Regions from separate parts of the Mus musculus genome. Here region 2 is linked to region 1. A link is a loop called in an ENCODE intact Hi-C map of the cell type or tissue named here. Cell type or tissue: left cerebral cortex. All regions are shown on one strand.

What was found. A loop is a pair of places that touch in the nucleus more often than their neighbours do. Peaks named below come from ENCODE experiments on the same cell type or tissue, not always from the same donor. Only the 100,000 strongest peaks of a DNase experiment are listed, where the experiment ranks them.
Region 2: a loop joins it to region 1, with 5 times the contacts of the local background. A loop is called at or near these places in 4 of 42 quality-filtered maps.

Annotation. Positions count from the first base shown.
Region 1 is chr6:114,770,924-114,778,923 of GRCm38, reverse strand. It overlaps Atg7 (autophagy related 7), which reads right to left. Exons shown (of 19, transcript NM_028835.5): 18 at 1,845-1,967. Among named protein-coding and RNA genes, the nearest start is that of Gm52917, 40 kb to the right of the region's middle. In left cerebral cortex, no CTCF peak of the experiment used is centred here; DNase peaks (open chromatin) are centred at 134, 2,692, 3,573 and 7,243; H3K27ac peaks cover 338 bases.
Region 2 is chr6:114,715,770-114,723,769 of GRCm38, reverse strand. The region is part of intron 16 of Atg7 (autophagy related 7); the gene reads right to left. Among named protein-coding and RNA genes, the nearest start is that of Gm52917, 15 kb to the left of the region's middle. In left cerebral cortex, no CTCF peak of the experiment used is centred here; DNase peaks (open chromatin) are centred at 1,526, 2,083 and 4,456; H3K27ac peaks cover 2,363 bases.

The DNA.
Region 1 (8,000 bases):
TGAAATAAACCCAGAACATGGCTGAAGGATGAAGAAACAGCAGCTGTATCTGTCTCCAGGAGAGGAAACGGGAGCCACGTGACAGGCATGACTGTGTTTCTATAGACTTTCCTGATGCGGTGCTGGCACTGGACCCAGCTGGGCCCTTTCATGCTTGAAAGTACTCTACCACCGAGCTGCATCCTCAGCGCGTCACACGTGTTATGCAGGAAAGCCTGTGTCAAATGCATCATTTGTGTGGCTCCCTCTAGTCAAGAAGCATGCACCTGTAGTTGCCAGATTCCATTTTTCAAAGAAGTTGAAAATTTCAGACTTTAATGTAAAAATCATAATTTTAAAATTCTGGCTTTCTTCGAAATTTAACACAGGGCAAGCTTCAAAACACCACAGCTGTAAGCCACATCTGGGTCATAGGCTGGCTGACTTGTTATCTTTCACCTCCAATGTTATGGGACATTTAAGACCCCAGAGCTAACTTAGTGAAGAACTTAAAATAAATAACAAGCAAGCAAACTAACAAGAAACCCACTCAGGCTTGCAGATGAGGCTCTACTTTCCTGCCCACAGCCTACTGGTACCAAGGCTCGCTGGAACCTCTTTTTCTCTGGGTCTCTGGGCCAACTGGGCTACTAAAACAGAGTAACTCAATGTGATCAAAGGTTGAGCCACTACCCTGACATCTTGTTTGCGTCTCTAGGGTGAGATCAGAGGAATTCTCTGCTCTTCTGGGTGACTTGGAAAATCCCTTTCCCCATCTCGTCAGTGATGTCACAGCTGCAAAGACCTGCAGGTTCTGTCTCATGCACTTTCAGGCAATGGCAGCTGCCATTAGCATACCCTGAAACCCGCCTGGGGCCCCAGTCTCAGCCCTAGGGCACAGCTTTGTCTCTCAATGAGGGACTCTCTCTGCAGGGGTTTTAAGTACCAGACATCAGTGAAAGATCACATCTGTTTAATGACCCTGCATCGAGCAAGTTAGAGATAAATCACTTTCAGTTCTAAGCAAGTGCTAGAGGACAGCCTTGTTTCCTGGGTGTGCCTGAAAATCACCCAAACCTGCTCACAAGTCCAAGCAGCCCTGTTCTGGTTTTTCCAAAGGTTTCTTCACTCAGAGCTCATCACATCCCTCCAAATAGCAGCCCTTATTCCACTGGCTGGCCAGGACTGGTCCAGCTCAGCCACTTCCTGACTACTTGGGGCCTCCTATGCAGTGTAGAGACATAACTCCTGGGATGATTATAAATGATCAAGACTTGTGTTTCTGTAGCCATGTCTGAGATTGAACCAGGTGTTCAGAATAGGGGTGGCAGGGGCTTCCCTGCACAGCCATGGCAGTGCCTTGAGGGTTCAATTCACCTCGTGACCCCCTTCAGGGGAAAGCAAGTTCACTGTGAGAACCTGATTTCACTCTCAGCCTATGGCTGTCCCTCATTCAGGGTGGGGACCTGCACAGCTCCCAAGCCAGACAGGGACATTTCACAGCAGACCAATGTTGGCACCTAAGATTGACTAGACTGTCAACAAGTCATCCATGCTTTCTCTGATGACACAGCCCAGAGTTCAGGATCCTCCCTAACAGATGTGTCTGACAGAGCCCTTATAAGGAAACTGTTTACCAACAGCTGGACTCAAGCATACCCTCCAGAAACACAAGGAATGCTAGGAAATCAGCGGCCAGACTTGCTCTGCCCTCTTGGTGCTTTGGGCAGACACTTTAGCATACCAGGGTGCTCCCTGCTCTCAGGAAGAAGAAGTCAAAGTCAATCTCTCTATTTTCTTTCACAAAGGCAAGAGTCAGGCAGGTTCTGTCCTCAGTCCTCAGGACAGAAGCGAAGTGCTCTTACCTCAGCAGCTTGGGTCTCTTGATGGAGCAGGGTAAGACCGGTCAAGTCTTCTAAGAAGGAATGTGAGGAGTTAAAAACCTTCGCTAGGAAGGTGAATCCTTCTCGCTCGTACTGATCAAGAACCTGCAAAACATTGGGACTTTTAGAAAGGGGAATGCACTATGGTGGTAGATATGCTTTCAAAGGTTCTGATTTCTAACAAGCACTTGCTAAACACAGGGCAATGGCTCAGCAGGCAAAGGTGCCAACCACCAAGCCTGATGACCCAAGTCAGATCCCCAGGGCCCACAGAGTAGAAGTAACTGACACCCACAAGTTGTCCTCTGACCTCCATATGCACTCCTTGGCACAAGCACACATGCACACTTGCTCATACACACCACACACAACTAACTATATGTAAATGAATGAATGTGATAGAACATTTAAAAAAGAAAATAAAGCAGTGTAAAACGCTATTTGACAGGCTGGAGAGTCCGGTGACTAAGGGCAGCTGCTCTTGCAGAGGACCTGGGTTCAGCTTCTAGTACTAACCATCAGGTGGCTCAAAACTGGCTCTAACTCTAGCTTCAGGCCACCTGATGCCTCTGTACTCACATAAAGACATGACAGATGGCCACACACATATAAACACACATTGTCATTCTCTCTCTCTTAAAAACATCTGTAGGAAAGGATATAGGAGGAGTGAGTATTTACTCTTTACATCTGCTTGGGAGAGTCATGACATCTGTGTAGATGCCAACTTTCCTGATAAAGTAAGTTTCATGCAAATTCAGTGAATGTTCTACAAGACGCAAGCTACGGGGCCCAAGACTCACTTGTTACAAAATAAGTAACAGATGAGGAAAGATCCCAGGAAAAATGGAAAGTAGTCAAGGGAGTGGGCAGGACAAAATGGTCTGTTAGAAATCTGACATCCCAGCTAGCAAGAACGCACGGTAAAACGTAGCTGTTAGAAATGGAACTGCAAATGTCAACAGGAGTGCCACACACAAGGGCAATCAACACAAGAATATGCTCAACATCCTGTGATCAAGACCCACCAAAGGGGTTATAAAGTCAGGATCTGGGACACTTGGGACTCCCATACAGTATCAGAGGAGACCATGTAGAAGCCGACGACTTATGTGCCCTTAGATATATGAACAAAGATGTGCACAGAAGCATCAGCAGGCAGAAGTAAGTGACTATTCAGAATGGATGGCGAAATGAATGGAAGATTATATGGCAACAGGAATTAAAAATATACATGTCAAATATTACAGAAGGAGGACCCTGTACTCAGGTCACAATTACCTTTATACAAAGTTAAAAATAAAAACAGGTGAAATTAATCTAGGGTTTTTTAATTCAAGATTGAGGTGGCCTATGGAGAGACTGTACCTGGAAGAGGAATGCTCGGGGTGGCCCACAATGCTAACAATGTCTGGGCTCTAGGTCCATGACTACCTGTTGTGAGAGTCCATCTGAACAGTCAATGTGGACAGGATTCTCATAAGCATGCTAGCCTTCACATAAAAGGCCAGAGATGACAGGCCAGTTGCCTTGACAGAGAAGAAAAGCTCTCAAAGCAAAACATATGACTGTCATACCCAGTGATCACAGCAGCTGTCAACTGAAGCGCAGGCAGTGAGATGCAGGGTCTAGAAAGTTCTAGAACCCAGAAGAGACAGGCAGAGGAGCGTGAAAAAGACAGCAGATTGAGGGCTCGCCCAGGAGTCAGTGGACACGTGAACAGACAGCTGAGACGCAGTAACTCAAGAAGTAGAATTTTAAAAATTCTCCTTTTGGAAAAGCATAAATACCACAATTCAGCAATTTCACTTGTGAAAGTTTCCAGGCAGCTGTCTGTAGCATGAACACAGATGTAAGATTGCTCACTAAACCACTGTAGCAAAGAACCTTGAAAACAGATATCTGACAGGGGACTGTGCAGCCATATTATGCCACACTTACAATCAGTGGCATATCCTGTAAGTCATTATAAAACATACATGGCTCTGAACAACTGGTACAAATTGACTTCCAAGATATAGCAATATATTAAACAAAGCCAATATCCAGACTGTGTATATAGTGGTGTGTTTAAAGGATAGAGGGAGGATAGAAAAGGGGGAAACCAGGCTCCTTCAATGGTCTCAGTGTTCTGCATCTGAAAATCTCAAAATAGGCTGAGTGCTGGTATGGTGCCACTAGCAGAACTGTCCACATGGTCTCCTGTGGCTAGCCACAGGTCAGATTCAAGCATACTACAGATACTGCATAAAGCTGCCCTCAGACCATGAGTATAACCTGCTTAAGAAGTGCAGGTGGGCTTAGTGTTCAGGGCCAGCTCCCCTGCCCCAGGTAGTATGGAAGTTAAGAAGAGGCAGAGATGTATGGGAAAGTCAGGGTCTGGGGCTGGAGGAGGAAGGTGGGCAGGGGAGGTATCTCAGCAGTGCTGGGTCACTGAGCTAAGTGCTTGCTCAGGACAGGCTGGCTTAGGGAAAAGGTGAGTGAGGCTACATCTGTGGGTTCCCTAGCTGGATAAAAATAGGAGATACTTAAGAGCTGACAGCGGGCTGGCAAGATGGCTCAGTGGTTAAGAGTACTGACTGTTCTGAGAGTCCTGAGTTCAAATCCTAGCAACCACATGGTAGCTCACAACCACCCGTAATGAGATCTGATGCCCCCTTCTGGTACCCTCTTCTGGTGTGTCAGAAGACAGCTAAAGTGTACTTATGCATAATAATAAATAAATCTTTGGGCTGGAGCAAGCAGGGACTGAGCGAGCAGAGTTGACCTCGAGCGGGACAGACTAGAGCAAGCAGAGGTCCTAGACATTCAATTCCCAACAACTACATGAAGGCTTACAACCATCTGTACAGGTATAGTGTACTCACAAACATAAAATAAATAAATAAATCTTATCTTAAAAAAAAAAAAAGAGCTGACATCATCAAGAAGGGGCTGAGAAAGGTGGGCATGGTGGTACACACCTTTAATCCCAGAGGCAGAGGGTTGGGGGATCTCCATATACTCAAGGCTAGCCTGGTGTACACTGCCAGTTCCAGGCTAGCCAGGGCTACATAGTAGATTCTGTCTCAAACCAAACTAAACCAAACCAAACCAAACCAAACCAGGGGGCCGAGAAGAGCCCAAGCAGGGAGAAAAGGATCCACAGGCTACAGGTCACCTTGGGAGACCTGGAGAGCTGAACAGCCTGACTCAGCCACAGTCGTTAGCTTGACAGCCCAATGCATGGGTTTCAGAAATCACTTAAGAGCTGGGCTATGGTGGCTTATGCCTTTAATCCTAGCCACTCTAATCTCTGAGCTTGAAGCCAGCCCTGGTCTACAGTACGAGCAATTGCTGTCTCATAAATAAATAAATAAATAAATATCAACAAAAAAAATAGAAAGCATTTAATAAATATGGATTCCCTCACCCTCAATGAGATTCCTCACAAATCAGACCGGTGTCTCAGAGGAATAAGCATTCAAATTAAACAGAGGGCTTCCACATCTGACCTATTTGGTGACGACTTAGTGCAAGTGGACCTCTTGTTGGATCTTTGTTGAACTCTTGGACTTTAAGCCCTTGTTTCTAAAGATCACTGTGTAACCCTTCAAACCTGTGAGCGGAGGAAGGACAGCAAGGACAAACGAAGGACAGACAGCCTGTAACCAGGGTGGACAGTTTAATTCTGAGGCTTTAACAGTGCTGGCTAGAAAATATGTGGAAAAACTTAATCCTCTTGGGGTGTGTGGAATCACGAAGGGACCTCCAGTGCTGCAAGTTAAACTGCTGAACCCAAGCAGCTCGTGAAAGGTATTAGGCCTTTCTCCTCTTAGAAGGGGCTTAGTCTTCTTAGAGGATGGAATGTAGCTACAACTATAAAAGCAAACAAACAAGAAGAGCTTCGAAGGAAGGGAGGAAGATAAAGTGCATCTAACAGTAACCTCCAACCTACACAAGGCACAGCACGACCCTTGAGCTAACAAGGGTGCTGAGCAGCAAAGCCCTAAGACTGCAAGTTTCCCACAGGTTGGGAAGATTCCCCTAAATAAAGCAGTGGTGCATATCATCTGCTTCTGCTCACCCCACCCACTTCTGCTCACACCCTTGTCCACCCTAGCCCAATCTGCCATAAAGGTGCTCACTTAAAGGTCAGAGGACAACCTGTGGGAGTCAGTTTTCTCCTTCCATCATTTGGGTCCTGGATATTGAACTCAGGTTGCTAGGCTTGGTGGCCAGGACCTTTACTCCCGAGCCAACTCGCTGGCTCCATGTTCACTCTGTGATACCTGTCCTTTCCTGATATGAGCCTTTGCTTAACCATTTTGCACAGTAGGTTTTTGTTATTTATGACATATATGGAAACACATCTCTGGACTAAGATGGTAGAATGTCTTTGTAGAAACAATGCCAGTAGTATCATATCTCCATCTGAGACTGTGCTAACTCTTGCTCTCTGCTCCATCAAATCCATAGTCTACAGCTAAGCACTGAAGCCCACCAAAGCCTTTCAGTTCAGGGCTACTCTGGAGAAGGCTTTCATAGGGATTCTGATCTCATAACGATAAGAAGTAATGTTTTTCTTTAAAAAATATTTTATTACATTTATTTAGAGTCATGTGCAGGTATGTTTGCCAAAACACAGAGAAAAGCCTGTGGAAGTCAGTTTTCTCTTTCCACCATGTGGGGTGGGGTCCAGGAACCTAACTCATGTCATCAGGCTTGACAGCAAGCACCATTCCCCAACTGAGCTGGCTCAATGTAATAGCTTTCATCTATGAAAAGCAAATGGATTATTTTTCCTTCTTTCCTTCCTTCCTTCCTCCCTTCCTTCCTTTCCTCTTTCCTTCCTTCTTTCCTTCTTCCTTCCTCCTTTCCTTCTTCCTTTTCCTTCCTTCCTTTTTCCCTTCCTTCCTCTTTTCCCTTCCTTCCTCTCTTTCCTTCCTTCTTTTTTCCCTTCTTCCCTTCCTTCTATGCATGTGAGTTTGCATGAATTTATGTGCACCACATGAGCCAGGTGTGCACAGAGGCCAGAGGGAATTGGATCCCTGACACTGTTGTTACTGTAGTTGTGAGTGGCTTAATGTGCTTTATGGGAATCAGTGCAGGGTCCTCAGCAAAAACACTACACACACTTAACCACTGAGCCGTCTCTCCAGCCCCTTGTCTATTATTCTTCAACAAGGGCCGCACAAAACATACACCCCAGTCTAACCAGCAGCTTATATATTTTTAATGGGGATGTAAGTGCAATTTCTGGAAAGCTCTTGTTAAAAGTCACTTTTGTCTAGGCATTGTGCTTCCCTGCGCATGATGATTCAGAACTACACACGGCACCTACCTCCTACACACAGCACCTACCTCCTACACATGACACCTACCTCTGCAACATTTACTTAGTTGAGGTCACAAAGCAAAAATCTGTTTCCTACATTGAAGTCTCAGGCAGACTAAGCAGAATTTTGAAGAAAATAGCCAGTCAGAGGGAACCTGCACCAGGCGGGAATACCTGCACTGTAACAGACAGAGGGAGCCCTGGAAGCCTCAGAGGAAAGACAGGGAAGCCTTCCAGGAGGAAGAAGGCCCCAGGCTTTTGTGAGTTCTACAGCCTAGAGCTCAACTAGTTCTCAGAGTGAACATCAGAGAAAACCCACTCTGCTTCCAGCAGGTGAGTTACAGAGCTACACTTTTAACACAGGCAGGGCAGAGAGTGGATCCTAACAGAGCCTGCCAAGAGAAATACCCGTCCACCCTGCCCACGGCTCACAGCAGGAGAAAAGAGACACAGTCCCAAGGCTCAGGGACTAGAGGGTGTCCCCCTTCTCCTTCCTCTGCCTGCCCCTGTTTCAGTAAGGCCCACTTACATTTTTCTTTACGGGGCATCATTTCTAGCTATGAAAACACAAGGAAAGCTAAATAAAGGCAAAAACAGTTTGAACAGAGTAACCAGCCCCAGTAAGCACACTGGGATTAGCAGACCAAAAGCTGAAGCAGCTTGAGTCAACACGATGAGAACATAGGTGGAAAACAATATGGAGTAGGGCGGGCACCTAGCAAGACACAACAAAGGCTTTCAAATTTTTATTTTAAATTACATGTATGTGTCTCTGTGGATATGTGCACATGAGCACAGGTGCCTTTGGAGGTCAGAGAGGG
Region 2 (8,000 bases), 55 kb after region 1:
TGTCGTGGTCACCATGACTAACGGTGGCATCGCAGTTTCCTATTACTGTGAGAAACACCATAACCAAAAGAATTTGGGGGAGGAAAGGTTCATTTCAGTTTACATTTCCACATCACAGTTGATCACCAAAAGAAGTCAGGGCAGGAACTGGAGGCAGGAACTGAAGCAGAGATCACGGAGGAATAATAAAGAATATGCCTTGTTCATCGTGGCTTGCTTACTTATAGAACCTCAAGCCACCTGCCACACCCTCCACCCACATCAATCACCCATTAGGAGGCAGAGACAGGTGGATTTCTGAGTTCGAGGCCAGCCTGGTCTACAAAGTGAGTTCCAGGACAGCCAGAGCTATACAGAGAAACCCTGTCTCAAAAACAAACAAACAAAAACAACAACAACAAAAAACATCAAAAAACAAAAAACAAAAACAAAAAAAAGAAAGAAAAGAAAATACCCTACAGGCTTGCCCACAGGCTAATCTCATGGAGACTTTGTCCTCAACAATCATTCCTTCTCACATTTGTCTAGGCTGGTATCAATCAGCAGGTGGACCTCCATAGCCAGATGGCACCTGGCTCCCCGGCACCCTCTTTTTAGGTAACAGCATTCTCTTTTATGTCTTCATAATTTTCCTCTGCTTTCCTCTTTTAGAGCCAGAGATCAGACCCAGTGTCTTAGACTTGCCGAGCACAGCCTCTCCCATTAACTTCAATCACCTCATTTAAACAGTGCCCCTCCCCACCCCCGCAGGGTCCATGATTAAGCACAGGCATGCAGAGGCCAGAGATCAGGTGTCCATCATTCTCCACCCTATCACTTTACAACAGCAGGAAGGCTGGCCAGCAAGCTCTTGGGACCTGCTTGTCTCTGTCACGATGGGCCTACAGGTACACAGTTTCTCCAGGGCCCCATCATGTCAGGTAAATAGAAAAAGGGACACAACCCTCTCAACTCTCTTTACTCAGAGCCATTTTGAATGAACAGCTAAGTTCAGATGAACACAAAGCCTGATGCTGTTCACAGAGGTCTCCATTTGCTGGGTTGCAACCCACAGCCTGATGGGAAGTGTATTCTCACTTCCAGCACACCCAATCTCGAGAAAGCCTACAGGCCATTTCTAGAGCCCCTTCAATCCCAGAGCAAAAACATACTGTCTCAGTGAGGGTGACTACTGCTGTGATGACCAAAGCAAGCTGGGGAGGAAAGGGCTCACATCACCACAGTTCCACAACACAGTCCATCATCCAAAGCAGTGAGGGCAGCAACCTGGAGGCAGAAGCTAACGCCAAGGATGGGTGCTGCTTACTGGCTTGCTCCTCATGGCCTGCAGAGCCTGGGTTGGGTCCCTGGAATCCATGTGTTAGAAGGAGAGAACTGACTCCTACATGGTAAATACATATGATCAAAAGATAAGATGCATGCATGCTCTGTTCACAGTGTGCCTCACACACACCTAAGCTACTTTCATACTGAGGTCTTTTAAAGCAATTGGAGCTAACACATTCCCACTAAATGCTGTTGAAAGCGGCCCGCACAGCTGTCTCTATTCCGTGGTGGCACATGGAGCTTCTGTTGTCATTTCTGTTCTGTAGGAACGGCGGCTGCTAAACTTAGGAACAGAGGTTGGGACCAGAACTAGAGGGAAGGGAGAGAGTAAAACTAGTTAAGAAGCTGAAAAAGAGAGGAGAGGAGAGGGGGGGAGGGGAGGGGAGGGGAGGGGAGGGGAGCGGAGGGGAGGGGAGGGAGAGAGAGAGAGAGAGAGAGAGAGAGAGACAGACAGAGAGACAGAGAGAGAGACAGAGAGAGAAACAAAGGCCAACAGCAACACAGGTGTACCCCAGGAGTCAAGCCATCTCAAACCAGTCCCATGGCTAATCTTTATTCATGGCATGAAGAGTCTAAAATCCTTCTTTTGCAAGTGCAAATTCAGTCATGCCACAGATGTTTGTTTATTTTTGACAAAAGGACTCACTCTGTAGCTCAGGCTTGCCTTATACTACAGTCACCCTTCTCCCAATACTGGGATAAGAAGGGTGAGCCCTCATACCCAGCTACCTGCTGGAAAACACCTTCTCCAGCACATGTCATCAGTTGGCCACGTATGTGAGAGCTCGAAGTTAAGAACAAGCTCTGCAGTATTCCCATACAGCAGGGCTATAGACCATGAAAAACTGAGAGTCTACAAATGATGTCTTACGTGTATGGTCAACTCCTATCCCTCAGCCTGACAGGAATGCATAAAATGAATGGAGCAGAGGCTGCTGCCAACAGTTCAGCACTATCCTTAGCTATCCTTCACAGAGGCCAGGCATCATCTCACAGTCCAAGAAAGTAAACATCTACCCCAGATTAGAATCCTTCCCACATTTTCTAGGAAAGAACACCACTATTCCACCTTATGGGCCAAATATTTAAATTAAAAAGGTCTGTAAAGTGTCAAAGATTCTGTTCTAGGCCCTTTTATGTGTTTCAAGACTTATTTTATTTAAAGTGTGTGGTATGTGTGCTCATGTGTGCAGTGCCCACTGAGAGAGGTGCTAGGATCCTGGGGGCTGACAGTTGTGAGATTTCGGACTTGGATACTGGGAACTAAATGTGGGTCCTCTGCAACAGTAATGTGTGCTCTTAACCACTAGGCTATCTTTACAGTCCCCACTCTCCCCTTTCAGAGGTGAAAGCACTAAGGAGAGGCACTGTGAAAGCTGCCCATACAAAAATCTGATGTGTAGCTGCTGCGGGCTGAGGTTGGACTATAGAGGACATCAGCACAAAGGAACAGCTGGGGGGACAGAAACACCAAGTCTCCTCTGTGGAGGTGAGTAGCAGTGCAGGTTTTTGCCAACACTTATTAAAGTCGACTTATTTCAACTGTAAATTATGCCTCAGAAATGCTAATTTAGAAACAGTTTATATATTTGGTAGTTTCAACAAGATCAGAATGAAAAGTTCCTGCACGTCCTATACCCGCAAATAATCATCAGCTTAAGTGTCCAGTTTAGCTGAAAACTAACAGTTTTCCTTTAATCATTTCTGGTTCTTGATGCTAATCCCAGGGCCTTGTGATTGCTACATTCTAGCACAGAGCTATGTGCCCTCCTGCCCAGAAGAAAAGATACGCCTGAAATATGTTTCCTTGCTGCTACTGCATTTGGAGGGCCCTGGACGAGAGCTACCTAAGCTTCCTTGGCTCCTGCCCTGTAAGTCACTGTCAGAGCCTATACAGGCAAAGCAGGCAGGGTGAGATCTCTGTTGCAAAGCACAAGTCCTGGGCTATCCCTGAGCTTGGCCATCAGTGCTCTGAAGACAAGAGATGCTGCCCTGGGTGTGAGGTGAGAGGCAGCAGCAGGATGCACAGGCCATGAGCTCAGGGCTGTTAACAGGGGGGCTGGGGGGTGGGGGTGGGGTTGACAGTCCTGTGACTGTCTTGCATTGTGGCCAGACTTCATCAGGTATACAAGGCCCTCCAGAAAATGCACCTAGCAACAGAGGTTAGTTCACCAAATGGGTCTGGTTCCATGCCACCTGAGGAATGTGACCATCTCTGGAAGGAATGCCACCACAAAGTCTTTCTTTCTAGGGTGGTGCATCTCCAATGACCATGGTTCTGGAGGTTTCCAGTGGTGGCCCTGAGCTGTGCTGGTAAAGGTATAGTCTGGAAGGGCTCAGAGGTGACTGATGGCAGGGCAGGGATGGGAATCCCTGGATTGGGTTGTAATTTTAGCTAAAATGCCTCCAGTTTTACGAGGGTTCTTCATACGTCTAGTCTGCTCTCCATGCAGGGGCCAAGGCTTCCCGTTGTCATGCCCGGTAGGGATGCAGACATCCACATGCACGTGTCAGGTCGTCTGCACGCACTGGTCCTGTGGCAGCTTGGCTGGGTGTCACTGCATCCAATGACCTTCCACACTTTCCAGATTAGATAAGCAAGACTCAGAAATGACCCAGCCTTACAAGCACCAAAGAGAAAAGCCAGCAATCTCAGCTCTGGTTTATTTTGGCTCGAAAGCCTGGTGGAAAAGCACAGAGGACAAAGGGGGAGTGGGAGGGAAGGAGGGAGAGAGGGTGAGAGGGAGAAAAGGAGGAACTCAAACACTGTCAAACAAAAAATAAATAAATGCAGAAGGTGAATTCAATTATCTTCAGTGAATTTTACCCAGTTGGACACAAAAGAAATACATCAGGAAAGGAGGGGACACTGTCCTGGCCATGTTTCCACCTGTGCTCAATGTAACTAACTTTGGTGCCAAGCCCACCTTGCCTCAATGGGAAGCTGAGATCCACCGCTCAGGAACAGCCACCCCAACGTGCCTGAGGCCTCCTCTGGAGCCCCACTGCTTGGGTGTTGCAGCAGCTCCCTACAGGTTTGGCAAGGCTGCTAGAGCTTGGAGTTTGCATGTGTAAAAATGTGCCTGGAACTCCAGATCGATCTTGGATGCTGAAAAGAGTCTTAACCACATTCTGGGCCAAAATGGAGTTTAGCAGCAGCGAGCCCCAGGCACACTATGGAGGTCTTTGTTTTAGATAACAGCTTCCGTTCCCATCACTGGCTGCCTCTCATTATTGAACCAGAGCCACAGAGGGACCAAAGAGCTAAACTGGAAGCTAGCCAGCAGCATCATCAGAAAATATTGCAGGATGCAGCTAACTCTCAAGATGTAGTGTGGGCATTGTTTCCTGAGTTTGACGACTCTTCCTAATTTCCTGTTTAGAGGGTAGACAAACGTCCACTTTAATAAAAGTGGAAAGAGGTAGAAAGCCAGCATGGGCAAGTGTCTCATGTGCTCAGAATTCTGCTAGTGCCCTAATGAACACAATCTATCTGTGACTCTTGGGCCTACTATTAGGTTGTCCTCATTTATAGGCAGAAAACAGGTTCAGAGGAGATGAGACACTTGCCGAGGAGCAGGTGAACAGCAGGAGAAGGCGGTCAGATCATATACCTGGGGCCCTCCTAGCTTTGAGGTTCTTCCCTCTGGATAGAGATCCTACCGTGTCCTCATGGCCTGGGTTTGTCTATTACCTTAGACTGTACCAAGGGCAAGCCTTCCTTGATGTCTCTGATCCCTGTGTGCTCTGCAGCATCTGTGCTCAGGAAGCATCTGCTTGGCTGGTCGTATGGAGAGGATGGACACTATAACCAGGTCACAAAGGACAGTGGCCAACATAGGGCAACTGTGGACCAACCCATTTTCCTGCCACCATCTAGCTGAGGGCCACCGAACCTGTGGGGAGGGAGAAGAAGGAAGCTCTTTCCTAGGCTACACCTCAGGCAATGCCCTCCTGCTGGACCTCCTCTAGGCAGACAGGGCACAAGAGTTGAGTATCTTTACCAGCCCCCCTCAGGGGGAGAAAGATGGCTCAGTGGTTAAGAGCACATGCTTTCTTCCTGAGGACCTCCCTGAGTTTGATTCCCAGCACCCACATCAAGCTGCCTACAACTGTCTGTAACCCCAGCTCCAGGGCCATCGGATACTCTGACCTCTGTTGGCCCTTGTATTCAGGGGCATACACCACACACAGTCACTCACACAAATATGCATCATTAAAATAATAAAAATAAATCTTAAAAGGAAAAATAGAAGGCTGAAAACTGGGGAGAGGGTGTCAGAGCCTGAGCAGACAGGTAATGAACAGTGGCTAGAGCTTTGGGCTCCCTGTCTACTTCACCTCATGCAGAAGACTCCCAGGTCAGCCTCTCCTGGTGGCCTGCCCTAGTTTTGTTTTTCTGCAAAGAGTAAAAAGAGAATTCAAGAGCCTCAGAGAACCACGAGCTTACAAGTGCAGACCTAGGAGAAGGGTGCATGTACACACACACACACACACACACACACACACACACACACACAGCCCTAGGAACAGGACATGTGCACTCAGGGACTTTTCCTTACCAGTATTTCAGAGTTAGGAGTACATTCCTCAAAGGCAAAGATGCTAGCTGCTTAGTCCACAAGTTAGAACTGGGCCTGGGTGTCTGGACACCTGCTGCAGGGTCTTCCGAGGTGCACAGGCAAAGGCTGTCAGACCACAGGTGTCTATGTTGTCTGTCAGGCTCTCAAAGACCAGAAGGCCAACTTTCTTGAATGTCAGGAGAAGCTGTACATTTCATAACACCTGAGTGGACCTCCATCAAAGCCTTGTAGAGCTCACCCATCACCCAGGAGCCAGGAAAGGATAACTACCATGGTCAACTGTCATGGGCAACTTGGCTGGACTTGGAGTCACCTAGGAGACCTGTGGGCATGTCTGTGTGGGAGTTTTCAGGCTACAAAGAGGGGAGGCCCTTTTTGGATATGGGTAGTACCATCCCATGGGCTGGGGTCCTCGACCAAATACAAAGGGAAAGACGGAGCCAGCTGAGCACCAGCATTCTGAAGGCATGGCTTTGAGAAGGATCAGAGGAAGCAGACTTGTTACAATGCTTGTCTCTCAGTGAATAGAATGCAGGCATCCTCTATCAGTAGAATCCATCCTTATGCTTACTCTAAATCCTTCCTCCCCGGCCCTTACCCCAGCACTGCGTGTCAGGCAATAGAACTCACTCTTGTTGTAAAGGTCACAGGTGCTTTGCCAAAAAGATGTACATTGCAAGGGAGTTTCAATGAAACTATCCCTGAAACGTTGTTCTGATAATTGCCACGTGGAGACTTTCCCTCAAAGTTTTACTGTTTTTAAGTGAGCAAGAAAGGTAAACCCTGAGGTCAGACTCTGGAGGTTTCTGCCCCAGGGCCTGCTAAAGTGCTGCTGACCTGGGCTCATTCTTCACCTCAAGTGGCTGTTCCCTTGCTGGTGGTGAGGCTCGCAGGGACCCTCACAATCTCAGAGCTCTCTGCTTCCTGACTGTGGACACAATGGCATTCGGTCTCATGCTCCTGTTGCCACACCTTCTCTGTGCTGGCCTATGAGCTAGAACAAATCCTTCTCTTAACTTGTCTCTGGCAGATATTTTGTCATCAAGATGAAAAAGTCACAAATCCAACAACCTGACTTCCTTTCTTGCCTCTCGCATTTCCCCTGTGTGTGATGCACATGTATGGATGGAGGTCACACCAAACACACACACACACACACACACACACACACGCACGCACGCACGCACGCACGCACGCACGCACGCACGCACGCACGCACGCACACACACACACACACACACACACACACACCATGTAAGACTCTGAGTATGTACAGAGGCAGGACTTCTCACCAGGACCCAAGGCTCTTCGGTGAGGCTGGTCTAACTGGCCAAATGCTCCAAGAGTCTCCTGCCTCTTCCTCTCAAGTGCCAATGCTGGGGTCACAGGCGGGCTGCCATGCTCACCCTGCACTTACATGGGAACTAGGAACATGAAGTGCGGTCCTGGAGCTTGTGTAACAAGTGCTTTATCCACTGAGTCACCCCATCCCACTCTCACATTTGAGTCAGGGCCTTACTATGTGCCCCAGAGAACCTTGAACTCTCAACTCACCTGTCCCCACCTCTAACTGCTGGGACTACAAGCTGTGACATCATGTCTGGTTATTATGGTCTGAATAAAAGATCCAGGTGGGTGGGATATCAATTAATTGCTGAGAACTACAATGAAAAAGTTTTCTGCCAAAGTCCCCTAACCGAAGGGCACATACTATAGGACTCCGTTTTCTCTAAGTTCCAAGTGTGACAAAAGCTTCCGTGAGTCGGGAAGAGCTCACCCGTCTGTTGGAAGGGCCATCAGGAGAAGCACACAAACACACATTTGTGCGCGCGCGCGTTGTGTTCACTTTGTGAGTGCTTGGATCATTCATTTAGTGACTTGGGACATTATCTGTATGTGATTCATACATCAACATAATACATTTTTTGAGAAAGAAACCCCCTCTTCATACACAAAGCAGCTTTACTTGCTGCCTGCTTGCAGTATCTATCCCCGTGGGTTGGGCCAGAGGCCAAAAATAAATAAATAAATAAATATAAGAAAAAAAAGTTTCAGCCCAAAGAGCCTGCTCTCGAAGCTAGTGGTTTTCCA